Linked DNA regions of Mus musculus: region 2 is linked to region 1. A link is a loop called in an ENCODE intact Hi-C map of the cell type or tissue named here. Cell type or tissue: left cerebral cortex. All regions are shown on one strand.

Region 1 (8,000 bases):
TTAGTTGGGTGACATGTTCTGTAAGGACTCGGCTGGAATCTCTGCGGTGCAGGTGAAGTGAAAGAAAGTGACTAAAGGAAGCGAGGCTGAACCAGCAGACTTATGTACACAATGTGTCATCCAACAGCATGGCTGAGAGAAAGAGTAAACCCCAGCTCTCCCCAGTCTCATCCAATCATCATCTCTGCCTTACCAATACACTCAGGTGTTCTGTGCACAGATTAAAGTAGGAATCATTGTTTCAAACACCAAAGTGTTTCAAGCAAGAACTTAGTCCTCTAAAACGTATCTACTTGGCTTAAGACTTATCTTGTGATCATGTGCTTGACTCTAGAAGAAAAAGTGCCTTCTGTGTAAGCATAAGAATTGTGGAAGTTCAGGTCCCCAGACTGAGTATGGTAGGGCATGCCTGTCCTGTCACCTCAGCCTGGTTGAATGGCAGCATAGGCAGGCAGGTGCCAGAAGCTCACAGGGACCAGCCAGCCCAGATGAGCTGATGGTCTTCACATTTAGTAGGAGACCTTATTTCATGTAACGAAGGTAGAAAACAATAGGGGAAATGATATTCTAGGTCAACCTTGGATTTCTGCAAGCACATGTTTACACGTGACACACATGTACCAGCACCACAGCAATGAACACAAGTCTGTCTTTGGGAAGTTCAGAATGTATGGAACACATAAACTAAACAAAAAATAATGAAAGAAATAAGATGGACTTCTGATGAATCATTCAATAACTAACTCTATGACATCCAATGATGAAAATTCTGTTTTAAGGGAATTTAGGGTTTTCTGTTTCCATTTTCACTAGAATTAAATAACTAAGCTTTAAATGTAAAGGTTACATAGTTTAGAGTCACTAGAAAGTAAACCCTTGGCTGGGATATTGCCAAGACCAAAATTTGGTGGACTTTCTTGATTATTAATTGATTCAGATGGTCTAGCCAACTGTGCGTGGCCCTACCACTAGGGATGTACCTCTAGATTGCATAAAAGATAGATGAGTCTGTGAGTGAGAAAGACAGCATTATTCTTCCATGGCTGCATCTTTAGGTTCCTGCCTAGAGCTCCTGCCCTGACTTCTCCTGGTGATGGACTTAAGTGTCCATTGGAAAAAAAAAAATCCTTCTTTCCACCAGGCTACTTCTGATCAGAATGTCTTATGTCAGCAGCAAAAGAAAACAAAAACATTCATTTTCCTCTCCAACTATACTTAAGAGACTATTTAATTACCAAACTCAAACTGAAAATTCAATCTCAGGACTGTGATCAACTCAGCGAGATTCCCTAAGATACAGGGTCTTACTAAAATAATAATAATAGTAAGCACTTTTCCAAGACCTTCCCTTCCACTACTATTTTAGGTATGATATTCAGGGCTTTAGACAATAATTTTTAAAAGCCATGTATGCTGAAAGAAGTGAAAGAAATTTTCGAGAGACACAATGGACACAGAAGTACTTTGGTAATGATTTTGGAGACCAAATTATCCTCAGAGTTCCTGCAGTTTGTAGATAAGAGCATTTCTCAGAAGTTTAATGCAAAGTTCAAGATGACTAAAAATGTGAATGCAAGGCAGATAGGTGCTTTCTCGGTGAAGGGTGGAACAAGATTACACAGATCGTCCTAAGTTAGCTTTTCTCCCCTTTTAACACGTTACAGGAGAGTTGAAAGGGCTGGCTACAATGGATTCCTAGATAAAATTCAGGACCTCTGAGGTTACAGAAAAAAAAGAGTCCATAAACCTAAACTCAAAATGTGTATTATTTCTCCTAGGGTCCAATCGTAGAGAATCATACCTGATGGCGAAACTCCAATTATAACAGTGAAGGCGGCTTTCAGCTATTTGTTTCTTTGAGTGAAAGCAAACTCCAAAGTAGGGCTAGCAAGAAGCAACCCCCTTCATAAATACTTGGACTCCTATTTGGTATTAATGTTTTGTTAGTGAAAGGATGAAAATGGGCAAAAGCTTCCAATATATTATAGTTAGCTTCAGTATAGACTTCTGCTTTGTAATTTTTTTTTTCTGAAGAAATGAGCAGAGAAGGAAAAATAACATTTCTAATGACAATAAGATATTCCCCAAGGAAGACAGGACATTGTAATGTTTAGGCGTCAAAGCCTTTATGTCAGAGTCAGAGGTCCAAAGATAAACTCTACTGAGTTTTATAAATTTTAATAAATATCACACACACTCATACACGCACACACTCATGCGCACGCACGCGCGCACACACACACACACAACTTCCCAGGCTCAGTTTTCTTTTTTTGGTAACAATAGGAACAATTATAGTTGTTCTCTTTAAAAAATGAATTATGATTAAATTAAGGAATGGACAGAATCATCAGCCAAATAGTAATTATTAGTTACGGTTGTCAGCTCAGCCCGTGTTACATACATTCTTAATAGGTTTGAGTCTCTTGTTACCTATACCAGGTTTATCTATATTGCTTCGGAGTTTGCTCATTTACAAGCTGGGAAATTGCAGACACCAGGAACACAATTACCTCAACACTTTCCTGATGTCCTCACTAGAGAGCCGTGGGGAGATGACAGGAAAGATGGTTTTGCATTTTCAGGAATCCACTGGTGGAGAAAATGACATTGCGGTAAGCCTCGGAGTCTAAATGATGCTGATAAATTCTCTTGTCTCTAACTCTTGTCTGCCTTTTCTTCTAATGAACATGGTTTGTCTAATCAGCAGAATATTTTCAGCTCTACCACCCTTCCTTTGTGGCTGAAAAGAGGCTGAAACTGTAGGTGAGAACAAGGGACCATTTATCCCTCCAAGATCTCCCAGAGGAAGGAGCTATTTTTTTGTCTCTTGCATGGTCTCTGCTAGCTCCTCTGCCTCCACTCACTGATGTAGCTAATGACCACTCTGACAGAAAATAGAGCCCCTAGTTGCCTGCTTGCCTGTCACCATCCCAACCCTATGGTGTTCTTGATCTCACTGCGACGCTGAGCAACAGCATAAAGAAAGCCGCACAAAGCTGGCTTCTAAGGTCCCCTCTGCCTATGGCCAGCTGTGTGGTCTCCACAAGGTCTCTTCACCTCCGTTGGCCTCAATTTTTCATCTGCAGCACGGAGATAATGATGACACTTGCTGATCGTCTGTGAAAACTAAAGGAGACAATTATCTGAACACCTGCAGTGCGCACACGGGACATTTGTTCACCAGAAATCTGTGATTTCAAAAACCGCAGCAATGGAAAAAGGAAGACAGAACTTTATGCCAAACTTTCCCATAGGTGGCCACACACCCTGGGGATCCGGGGACTCTTCCTTTCGCAGATGAGTGAGGGCAAGAGATCTTGGATCACTTTACGCATCCTCAGAATCACTTTGGGGTCATTTGCACAACGCTACCATAAGAGTTCAAATGGGGCTTCCGGACGAACACAGGAGAACCAAGAACTCTAGGCAAAGACAAAATGACAAAATCTGGACCACAAAACAAGGCAGCATGATGTAGGAATGTTTCCTCAGCAAAGGAGTAGCTTTGGAGGTATGTATAGATCAGTAGAAATAAAGTGCACAGCACACTAGCAATTAAAGAGTGTGTAGTACTCACATTTAAAAAGTTAATATTAACAGCTACACCCCGCTTAATATTTTATTAGTACCACATGCTCAAATGATAATTTCAAGTTAAATTCATTGTAAAAATTGTTGAGACACTTTCTATTACATTTTAGGTCTCTAATCTTTAAAATCTGCTGTGTAAAGTCGGTGTGCTGGAGCACACCTGGAATCAGTGTTCCAGAAGTACCGGCAGGAGGATCTGGAATTCAAGATCATACTCAGCTACCAGAAGAGGTGGAGGCTAGCCTACGCTACATAAAACCTTGATCAGGAACGCAAACAAATAAACAAACAAACAAAGCGTTCCTGCATGTATTTTGACTCTTAACACGACATTTCCTGCATTGTGAAGAAGCCACCTTTCCCATGCTTAACAGCCGCTTGTACCAAACCACTCTCTAGAGACCCGAGCAAATACGGAATCCATTTTGCAGGTGTGTTAAAAATTATTTTTAAACCTATAAACCATTTACTGAGGCCAATGTATACATCATTTTCCATAGTCGGCTCTAGTTTAAAGAAGAAGAAGAAGAAAAAAATGGTTAAAGACAAAAAGTCCTCCTGTAACCCTGCTAAACTGCAGACCCTGTAACCCTGCTAAACTGCAGACAGCACAGCGGTCTAAAGTGGCCGTGTTTAGCGGGCGCCCTCTGCTGTTCAAGTGTGGGATTAAACAGGAAAGAAGTAAATTCGGCTCACCTGATCATACTTATTTTCATTTTAAGAAGATAGCAACATAGATATACGTAGTCAACTAGCAAGTGTTTGACAAGATGCACTGTTGACGAGTCTAGTGACCGCCTTATCTGGATGAGACATCCTGCTACTTTAAGTTAAGCACAAAACAAAATTTCAAGGGATTCACCACTCATTCTACAAAGCCGACAAACATTCTCAAGGCCTGTTTGAAAGCTGGAAATGAACGAAGGCAGGAACCCTCAGATCAAAATGTGGGATCAGAAAATGGCTCAGAGCGTGAAGGTATTCCCGCTGTAAGCATGACAAATGGAATCTGAGCACCAGAACTGACAAAAAAGTGGCTGGAGAGACCCAACCACAGAAACCTTGTCATCTGACTTCCACATCCCCACGGGGACATGGATTCCCAGCCCCTCCCCCCCCCCCCCACACACACACACGCACGCACAGACAGTTTTTAAAAAGAGAACAAAAGGTGTTTGGCCTTTTGTGCATCACTTTCTTCTGTAGCAGTCAAGACAGCAGGCTACTGTCGATTTAATTTGAAATCTCAAAAGCCACATTTCCAATGATGGCTGAAAACCAACAGCTTTCCCATGTGGGATTTCCCGCTGCTATTTCTGGTGATGGAGAGGAAAGCGTCTCACTACCTTCCCCACAGCTGTGTCTGGGATAAGAATGCCTACATATGGTGTTTGCCAAGTTTGAAGAGAAGTTTAAGTCAGGTTTTCCCCCAAGATATTGATGGTCTTGCGGTACGTGGCGTCAGAAGACGAGTGCAATGATGATGAGACTACAGTTACCCTTGTCATCTTGAAGGAAAGAACTCAATCAAGCGATATAATTTAAGTAGAAGTTTACTAGCAAATCAAACACTCCAAAAATATTGAAGTGGACTCTCCCAAAGGCAGGGCCAGAAGATTCTGTGCCTAGGAATTTTTTAAATTTTTATGAATATTTATGAGGTAGGGAACATACTCATTGGGTAAATGACCCCTTTTCTCCCAAACTATGGCAGATGGGATATCCTTTTCAGAAAACCCAAGAGCTATCTAGACAGCTCTTACAGCTCTGTTAAGAATTTTTGTAGCAGGTTTTGCTGACTTTGTTTGGAAAAACCCATGACCTACCTAGAGAGCTGCCAGATTGCACCTCATCACTGACTTACAGTCGTTTCTTCTGCTCCCACTGCCAAACAAACACTTCCCTTCCTCGGAACCCCTGGTCCTTGGCACAAATGGTGGGACAGGCCACAGCACAATGCAAATGATAATAAAACGTTGACATTGGAATTTAGAAGATAAAGCAGACTTTTCCTCTGTGTTCATGCGGGGAAGAATGCCCTGCTACTTCAGTGCAATTATAGGGCAAATAACTAAAATGAATTTCAAGGCTGCTTCATCACAGAGGGTCATTTTGACCATCCAAAGGAACCTTTAAAAGTCACCTTGGTTACTGCATACCTAACTCTTTGATTTCCTGACATCAGGACTACCAAAAAAACCCTTATAACCTTGATGAATCTTAAGAAAAACTGCCTTCCCTGGAGACTACACTCTTCCTGGTCTTCTGTCGGTTTCTCCAACAAAAGCTTCCATTCAACTGGGGCTTATGAAGGTTCTATGCCCCAGTTTAGGGGAATTCCGGGACTAGGAAGCAGGAGTGGGTGGGTTGGTGTGATGGTTTGTATATTCTTGGACCATGGAGTGGCACCATCTGGAGGTGTGGCCTGGTTGGAATAGGTGTGTCACTGTGGCTGTGGGCTTAAGACTCTCACCCGTTACCTGGAAGTCAGTCTTCCACTAGCAGCCTTTGGATGAAGATATAGAACTCTCAGCTCTGCCTGCACCATGCCTGCCTGGATACTTCTTACACGCGTTCTCGCGACCGGCCAGGAAGAACGCAACAAACCGGAATCTTCTGCGGCAAAGCTTTATTGCTTACATCTTCAGGAGCCAGAGAGCAAGAGCGCAAGAGCTCTATTGCTTACATCTTTAGGAGCCAGAGCGCAAGAGAGCAAGAGAGCAAGAGAGCAAGAGAGCAAGAGAGCGAATGGCGAAACCCCGTCCCTTTTAAGGAGAATTATTCTCCGCCTAGGACGTATTACTCCTTGATTGGCTGCAGCCCATCGGCCGAGTTGTCATCACGGGGAAGGCAGAGCACATGGGGTGGAAAACTACCCTTGGCACATGCGCAGATTATTTGTTTACCACTTAGAACACAGGATGTCAGCGCCATCTTGCAACGGCGAATGTGAGGGTGGCTTCCTACAGATACTGCCAGGCTCCTACCTTGATGATAATGGAATGAACCTCTGAACCTGTAAGCCAGCCCCCAATTAAATGTTGTTTTGTATAAGACTTGCCTTGGTCATGGTGTCTGTTCACAGCAGTAAAACCCTAACTAAGACAGTTGGTGAGCAGAGGGAGTAGGGAGGGGATATCAGGTTTTCGGAGGGGAAATCAGGATAGGTATAACATTTGAAATGTAAAAAAAGAAAATATCTAATTAAAAGAAAAAGACACACACACACAAAGAAAAGAATATCCAAGATGTAGAAGGATTTCCAAATCTGTAGCCTTGTGTGGTGTCATAAATCACTAATTATTTATAAATATGAATGATCAAAGGTGCTGAGCAACAAATACATAAGACTGTCCTTTTTCTCCATCACCACTGCTTGAGTAGATTAGCAGTTCTTTCCATGGGACTGTTAAACTACCTTGGCCATCTGTCCTGTTGGATGGTAGGCTCCCCTACAAACTTGATGCTCAAAGGAGTAGTTTGCTCTCCCTGTGGATGGGCAGAACGACCCCACTGCTGGTTTTGTGCAAGGTTCATCTACAGTGCTGAGAGGCCTAGGCTTCTTGTGTGAAGTCTGCTTTGTCTTTTTCTCATGTGGTTACAGCTGTTTTAAGAAATTTTTCATGGGCTTTATTCATGGCAACCATAGTCACAGAGAACATGTCCCAATACAACATTCACCATCTAAGCTACTTTCCTCATTGGGCTTTTTGAAAATATTGGCTAACCAAGTCCCATGACTGTGCTAAGTCTAAAGAAGGGCAGAGAGTACAAGGTGTAAGACTGAGAAGTCTGCCACACTTTCTACCTCTCACCTTCTGCCTCTCACCTTCCTCAGTCATGGTTTCTCAGTTGCCCTCAATCACAGAAGTTTTCCTTCTACCCCAATGGCAGAAATGTCTACAATAGCTCTTGATTGTTATAAGTGGATAGGGATGGTACTTAAGTGTATACTGCTATTAAATGTTCCAGAGTACATAAAACAGTCACCTACATCACAGGAACATCTAACCCCAAAGAGCAAAGGGGCAAAAGTGAGAGACTATTCCAGATGTCAGGTTTCTCGAATAGCCAGTAAGAAAATCAGACCTAATGCCTAAATCTGTCGAAATGGTTGTAGTGGGGGAAGACAAACAGGTAAAGAACAAGGTTAAATAACATCTATAAAACTTGTTAATTGATTTAATGTCATAATTGAAATCCAGGCTGAGTTTATCACATAGACTATAGAAAAGCATAGAACAACAGTGAACAAGGGAAACTATGACTCTTTGGAAAAGTATTTATCGTAGTGTAGGAGATAGACAGGAGAATGAGATAAACAAGAAAAGACAGAGTGTGGTCCATGCTATGTACAGGGATAAACTATAAAATAATGGGGTAGAATTAAATTCATGGGCTCTATA
Region 2 (8,000 bases), 91 kb before region 1:
AGGAAAAGAAGTTAGAAAGACATATATAATCTTGGTGAGCAAGATATTGTATGATTCAGAAAAAAAGAAATTAACCTGAAATTGAAGAAGGGTTGATGGAAATAACAGTGTTGATGGATTAGAAGAAAAATACAATACCAGCCTTTTGCTGATCAATACACAGGAGAACAATGCTGGGATAAATCACAGTGCTTACTTGAATTTCTTGTTTGTTTCTTAAGTGAAATTTCTGGTTTGATCCATTAGGTCACACATGCAAGAACCACAAGAAAATGAGTCTCATTCTGTGAACAGTTTTCCGGGTTTCTTAAGAACACTCAAATAGAAATAATGTAGAGAGTATTACCTAGATCAGAGTTCTGAAGGGTCAAATAGGATGAAAGATTAATTACAATAAAGTCTCTCTGCTTCTATTAATGATATTTCATTGATGCTGATGAAGTCATACCAGACTCTCATAATTGAGATGTGACAGGCACATGAGACATAAAGAATAAATGTTTATCACATCACCCATCTGTCTGTAATAGAAAAGAATGTGAGATGAATGATGAGAACTCAGTCATTTCCAGCCATTTGATAAACGCATTTTTTTTTTTTTTTTTTGCACAAGGACAAAGAAGAAATTTTCTGGTCAATTAAAAATAGAAACCTTAAATATGCATTATGAATAATGACATACATCAGAGACATCTTTTATTACTGTTTAATTGTTTCTGATCCTCTATATTTAACCCTTAAGTCCCCTTGGCCAATGTTATTAGCAAAAATATTTGGCACACTTAAGCCAGTTTTCATGAAAGAGATCCCAGTTTTCTTATCAGATGTAAATATATTTTGTTTTTAAATGTTTGGTATAGGGGCTGGGGAGAAGGCTTAGTGGCTATGAGTGTCTGCTACACTTTGAGAGGACTTAAGTTTGGTTGCCAGCACCCACATCGCGGGAAGGGGACACTACCATCTGTAAAACTGGAACTCCAGAGGAGCCAACACCCACTTATGGCCTCTGCAGGCACAGACTCTCAAGTGGAAAACACAATATACATACATGCACAAACACAAACACCTAAATAAATAAATAGTAACAATTTAAAACTTAAAGATGTTCTTACTTACCCTTCTCTAGAAATGCGAAACTAAAAAGGTTGATCTTGTAGTGACTTTTGCATTTTACTTTGGCTCATTATTTTAGGCTCCAGTTGATCCATCCTATATAGCTCATATCCTAACAATTATAAAAATTGAATTTTCTACATTCGTGATATCAATAGCTAGCTAGGGCATGGGTACAATATAGTTGCCTATCAATCATTTCAAATACCATCGTTTCTCAAAAAAAAATATTGTGCTGCATTAAAATCTTTCCAGAAACAGATTCTGGTCATTGCCCCTTCGTCTTCCTGACCAGTATCCTCTCTGTACCATCTGCTGCTTTCCCAGCCAGTACTCCATCTGCTCCATGGCTGTGGTTATCTTTAAAACCCACTCCACATGCTACTCCCACTCTGTATCTCTTAGTGGCATGTCTCTCAAAGTCCATCCCCTGCATTTTCTCCCTTGTGCATTGTCACGAACATAGTCTCCATTTTAGGAAAGTAAAGAATAAATTAGCACTCAGAACCACTTCATTATTTTTTAATTCTGCAAAGTAGAGTCTTTTGAGAGAAAAACTAGTAAAAACACTTATATAGAAGTCATTTCTTGATGGTAAGTTTACAACAGTTGTAAAGTGATAATTAAATCTTCTCCAAAAGAACTATTTCATGACCAAGAAGGTAACGCGGCATAGTATATAATGTTACTGTTTTAGTTAAATACAATTTTCTACTATTCTTTTCTAATTATAATTCTAAGAACAAATTACACTTAATATTTTTAATATTATTAATCCTTCTCATATGATATACCATTTTCTCTATTATTTATTTAAAATATGTAAAAATAAAATTTAAGGGACTGGTGAAATGACTCAGTGTGTAAAAGCACTTTTCATAGAAATGTGTGACCTAAATCCCCAGAAACCACACAGAATTCAGACTTCTGTAATTCTAGTTCTGCTCTACAGAGATAAGAGGCAAAGGCAAGAGACTCCCTGAGGGTTAGCAACACTGGTCTTCCAATATAGAAAGAACAAAATAACCTGTCTCCAACAAGGTGGGAGGTTAGGACTGAGATCCAAAGTGGCTCTCTAAACTCTACATATATGACATAGCCTACCCATATCTATACTTACATATGAACATTAATAAACACATATACACCAGACACACACACACACACAAACACACACACCATATATACATAGACATGCAATGAAAAAATAAAGTAAAAATAATAAAATAAAAGTTAAATTTAGTCAGGACCTACATTTCCCATTATGAAGAATGATGTCAGCCCATGTATGTCTCTTGAAATCGTCATTTTTTCTGCTTATCCTATTTGAGATGCCTCTTGGTATAATTTTCTAGGTTCCTATAAGAGCATTTTCTAGTTTGGAAGGTCTAAACTACAGAAATTTATCTTATGACAGTTCTTAGGTCTAAAAGACAAAGATCAATACTATTTCCTCTCTCGCCTTCACTTATCCTCTACCTACTAATATTCTTCCACATGTGTAATATTTTGTCCTAGATCCCTGTTCTTTTTTTTTCTTTATTTACATTTGAAATGTAATCCCCTTTCCTGGTTTCAGCTCTGCTTCCGTGAGGGTGCCCACCCACCCAACAACCCACTCTACCCTCCCTGCCCAGGCATTCCCCTACACTGGGTCATCAAGCATTCATGAGTGCCTCTCCTCACATTCATGCCCGACAAGGCCATCCTCTGCTACATATGTGGCTGGAGCCATGGGTCCCTCCATGTATCCTCTTTGGTTAGTACTCCTGGGAGCTCTGGAGGATCTGTTTGGTTCATATTGTTGTTCTTTCTTTTTTTAAATATTTTTTATTACATATTTACCTCAATTACATTTCCAATGCTATCGCAAAATTCCCCCATACACACCCACCCCCACTCCCCTACCCACCCATTCCCATTATTTTGGCCCTGGCGTTCCCCTCTACTGGGGCATATACAGTTTGCATGTCCAATGGGCCTCTCTTTCCAGTGATGGCCGACTAGGCCATCTTTTGATACATATCCAGCTAGAGTCAAGAGCTCCGGGGTACTGGTTAGTTCATAATGTTGTTCCACCTATAGGGTTGCAGATCCCTTTAGCTCCTTGGGTACTTTCTCTAGCTCCTCCATTGGGGGCCCTGTGATCCATCCAATAGCTGACTGTGAGCATCCACTTCTGTGTTTGCTAGGCCCCGGCATAGTCTCACAAGAGACAACTACATCTGGGTTCTTTCGATAAAATCTTGCTTTCTCATGTAACAAGTCAAAAATTCAAAACCAGAAAGATGACAGAAATTAGTCACTTCCATGTGAAAGGAAACATATTTGAGAATTTATAGAAATATTTTCAAGATAACCATATTAGAGTTGCATGTAAATATCCAGCATAAATGTTTCTCCACGGAATTTCCCTAAGTCCACTCCAACATACACATGTGTGTGCACAGATACACACATACACACTCACATGTACATATGCGCACTCACATGGACACATGCATACTCACATAGTCACATAAACCATATCCCAATTTCTCTGACCTCAGAAAGACTCAACTACATGTAGGAAGTTAAGGGGTTTTTTTCCCCTTGTTGTTACAGAGAGAATTTAAGTAAGATGAAGCCATATATATATATATATATATATATATATATATTTGGAAGCAGCTTCCATCTCTCCAGAGAATTCATTATTGGGCAGTGCTAAAATGTCAGCAAGTCCATGGCTTGTTATTATAAAAATTACAGCATACTTTGGCTCAAATCAAATTCCTTGAAATGTAGCATCTATACCAGCAAGAGGTTGATATACTGGGGTTACCATATGGCAAGTACTGCCCTGACCTCTGATTCTGCAGCTAAATGATGTGTGACTGGAGCAGAAAGAGACCAATTTCCATAAGTTTCATGTGAGGAGCAGTTTCTTTACAGTCTCACCATCTGCTGCTAGTTAAAATTTTTGTGCCTTCAAAATGGTATTTTTACTTTCCACCCTCTACCCCTTCAAATGCTGTAATGAACAAGAAGACTTATTGAAAATGAGGAAAACTATCTCCCTACTTCTTTCAAAGCACTCATTAATGGCAACAGAGTACCAATTTCATTGCTGAAAGCATATTTTAGCTTCCAACGCACTTGGAAATTTTTTCCTGATTATGAATTATAACATCATGTTAAAAATGGTTTTCAATGCTTTATGGTGCTGAAAAGAAGATCACACTTCTAGGTTTTAATGATTAGGCACAGGCTTCATAGAAATCTCTGCATGTTCTCATGTACTAATTTGGGGACAAATCTAGTTAGCGTCCATTATTTAAGAATTTGCCAGTCTACAGATCATTTAAAGTGACTTAAGCATGTACAGGGAAACACATGTCAAACTCAGAGCTTAGCCTCTTCTGCAATTAGAGAGAGGTAATTAGACTGAGTGTACCTAGTAAGGAAAAGCCCCAGAGCTATCCTGATCATGGTTTCTACTTACTCTACTCACTCATGCAGTATTTCAATAAGTCATTCCATATTTATGTTAAACAACATTACATCTTAGCCTTAATTATCACTAACCATTTATACTGCATCCAAATACCAAAGAAGGCTTTACTTAAACAGATATTCTAAATTACTAGAATTTTCCTTTTGCTGATAACTTCCTTGTAAATATATGCATAGAATCTGTATCTAAGTAAGCTAGTGTATATCAAACATGATAGTCTCTAAAGTTCTTAGTGATAAGCATGCATTTTGCCATTCGGTTGGTATGTCATCTGAGTTGCTCTACTCTTTGCAGTTACGCATGTAGTTCTCACAGCAGCCATCTTTAAAAAATTATCAGGCATGCAAATGTCTGAGCCTATTGCACAAAACATGAGAAATCTTTGCTTGTGTCTTTTTTGTTTAATCTTCACAAGATAAGTAGCAGCCACTGATGAAGTTATGAGGCAGGAAAGGGCACTCATATCCTGATGATACATAAGCATTCTTGCAAATAGTGTTGAAAATCATCTAACTTACAACATTCTGATCCAGAAACTATGTGTTTTACATCAAGGCTGTAAAATAAGCAATGCTGTGAACTATCCTTTTTGGCACCTTATACATGTATGATTTTTATTTATAGAGAGTTGTGTGTGCCTGTATGAGTTTGGCAGCATGTATGTGTCAGAGGCCTAAAGTTGACATCATATTCTCTGGAATAAGTGGCTGTGAGCCATGATTTATTTATTTATTTATTTATTTATTTATTTATTTATTTATTTTGTGATGAACAAACAAATTCCCAAGCCTTGGATGTCCTCACTGCAAAATATCAATAGAAAAAGTTAGGCTTAAGAAGAGTTTCTCGGGCTCCTTGTTCTTGCAAACTTTATGTACCCCAATATAGGAGAACACCAGGTTCATAAAGTGGGAGTGGGTGGGTAGGGGAGCAGGGCCGGGGAAGGGTATAGGGGACTTTCAGGATAGCATTTGAAATGTAAATGAAGAAAATATCTAACAAAAAAATGAAAAAAAAAGAGAAGAGTTTCTCGGGGATGTGCACATGCCTGGCATCTGAGTTAGCAGCCCCTCTGGGAAGGTTTCCGACAGTAGAAATGCAGTAGAGTATGTGCGAGGGCAGAAGGCAAATGATTGCAAAAGTGATGCAATCTATGCAGAATGAGGTCGTATAGTTGAACATGGTGGTGGAAACTCTTACAAACAAAAGTACAATTGAAGTGACCTAACATGAAATCACATTACTGACATCACAAAAGATTGGTGCTTTGTTGGAAACCTCTCAAGGACAGTATGCCAGTGAGAGACAGAAGAACATTGCTTGCTAGCTCCTCCTTTGGTCTTTTCCAGCTACACTGCTAATATAGTAAACATCCAAGAGCATCATGATACCCTCTACTCTTTTGTCCAGTGTTTTCAGTAGAATAAGAGGTGTTCATGGTTTTTGTTTTTTTGTTTTGTTTTTTTTTTCAGGCCCAAACTTGGCATATTGGGTAGTGTTTGATAAATATGCCAGGCTTCCCTTTCCTAAATCAAAGGCAGGCAGATATGAGAGGTAGTAAAATCCCCAGGATAAAGCCTAGTGGAATCCCTTCGTTCTGAGGTTGCCTTTGATGTCCTTTGACACACATCAATCACTGTGGCACAATTACCATGTTATTCTTCAGAAATTTCATGGCCTCCAGTTAAAATAAAACAAAATAAATAAATAACCAAACAAAAACGTTAACCTTCATTATCATTATAATTTTTTGAGACAGAAGTAGTTTTTCTATCACAAAACAGATGTCCAAACCCCCTTTGAGCAATTTATTTCCTGCCCAGATGTTACTTCTGCTCTGGAGTCATAAGTACCAAGAATAATCTAATGTCTCCATGCCAAGACCCAAGAATTGGCTGCAAAATTTAAAGCCTAAGATATTTCTTAACTGAAGATATTTTAGCAAACTTGGACATGATGTAAAACATGTTTCCTTCATGGGGAAGACAAATATAGACGAAGCTTAAATCCTTTACATTACCAAGTATTTCTTGCACTCCTGTGAGAATAAATTCTGAAGAATATTGGCACATCAGGAGAATTTACTGACAGACGAGCAGATGATAGAGAGAAAAATCTATAGTATGCTTGCCCTGTCCTAAAACGAGGCAGCTCTCAGTACAGGTCTGGTTACATATAACCAGCCCTTTATGCTTAATTTAATACCTGTTCCTCAAATCACACAACTTTGGATCTTATGAGACAAGTTGAGTCACAAAAGGTGATGATTTTCTGGACATGTTTTGAAAAAGTCAATCATAATTGCAAAACCCATCATTGGAACAATGGGCTAATTACTCAACTTCCTTCTTTCAAGTTCTCTCAAAAGCAAAGAGATAGAGAGACACAGAAAATAAGTCTGGGTCTTCCTTTGGAGTGTGACAGTCATGTGATTCATTGTGAAAGGATATGATTTTTTATTTTGTGATCAGCCCTAAGTCTAGAGGAAAAACTGTTCAAAATTTCATTATGGAATAGAAACAAAGGAGGAAAGAGAAAGTAAGTGCTGGGAAGGGACAGCATGAAAGCATGGACAAGAAGATGGATTACTGAAATTGCTATTAAAGTCTGAAAATGCAAAATACAGGCAGTTTACTGGAACCCCATGGAGACCTGGTATTCCTAGTAAGAGAACAGATATTTCTTTGTTCTTCAACTGCCCCATTATAACCAAGGCTAGCTTTGATTGGGTGCCATTATAACTTCTACTCCACCATCCACAGAATGGGATGGAATGAGAGAATAATGAAGGGGAGGGAAGGGTAAAACTAAGGTATGTAAAAAGAAAAGGTCCCAAAGAGGGAAATAGATGGAAAGGGGAAGAAGGGAGTGAACTAAAAAAATGGGGGGAGAAGAGGGAAGAGAGAAGTGTGGAAGAAGAAAGGAAGCCATGGTAAGTTTTCTTCATCTGCGGGAGACATCTTGGATCCCAGACTCCACCTAGACTACTCTGCACAGAGGATAGGTATCTGTCTGACCCAGGAGGGGGTTGCCTGAGCATCTGTGGGAGACATCTTGGATCCCAGACTACATGGAGACTAGTCTGCACAGGTGAGAGTGTGGACTACAGAAGCTAACAGCTTCTGGGACAGGTCCTGTTTCGGGCCTTCATTTCTGCCTGGAGGCAAGTCTGAACACCAGATATCCTTGCACCTTCCCTGAAAGAGGAGAGCCTGCCTGCAGAGAGTGCTCTGACCACTGAAACTCAGGAGAGAGCTAGTCTCCCAGGTCTGCTGGTAGAGAATAACAGAATCACAAGAGGAACAAGCTCTAACCAGAGACAACTATAACAACTGACTCCAGAGTTTACCAGATGGCAAAAGATAGAGGTAAGAATCTTACTAACAAAAAC

The links. Hi-C counts contacts between places; a loop is a spot of excess contacts. Peaks named below come from ENCODE experiments on the same cell type or tissue, not always from the same donor. Only the 100,000 strongest peaks of a DNase experiment are listed, where the experiment ranks them.
Region 2: it touches region 1 in a loop (7-fold over the local background); 2 of 42 quality-filtered maps call a loop at or near these places.

The regions. Positions count from the first base shown.
Region 1 is chr6:103,829,926-103,837,925 of GRCm38, reverse strand. It overlaps the pseudogene Gm25656. Among named protein-coding and RNA genes, the nearest start is that of Gm52914, 85 kb to the right of the region's middle. In left cerebral cortex, a CTCF peak has its summit at 4,245 (motif pointing left); DNase peaks (open chromatin) are centred at 4,246, 4,918 and 6,001.
Region 2 is chr6:103,920,765-103,928,764 of GRCm38, reverse strand. No RefSeq gene overlaps it. Among named protein-coding and RNA genes, the nearest start is that of Gm52914, 180 kb to the right of the region's middle. In left cerebral cortex, no CTCF peak of the experiment used is centred here; DNase peaks (open chromatin) are centred at 997, 1,480, 2,104 and 4,017; H3K27ac peaks cover 1,361 bases.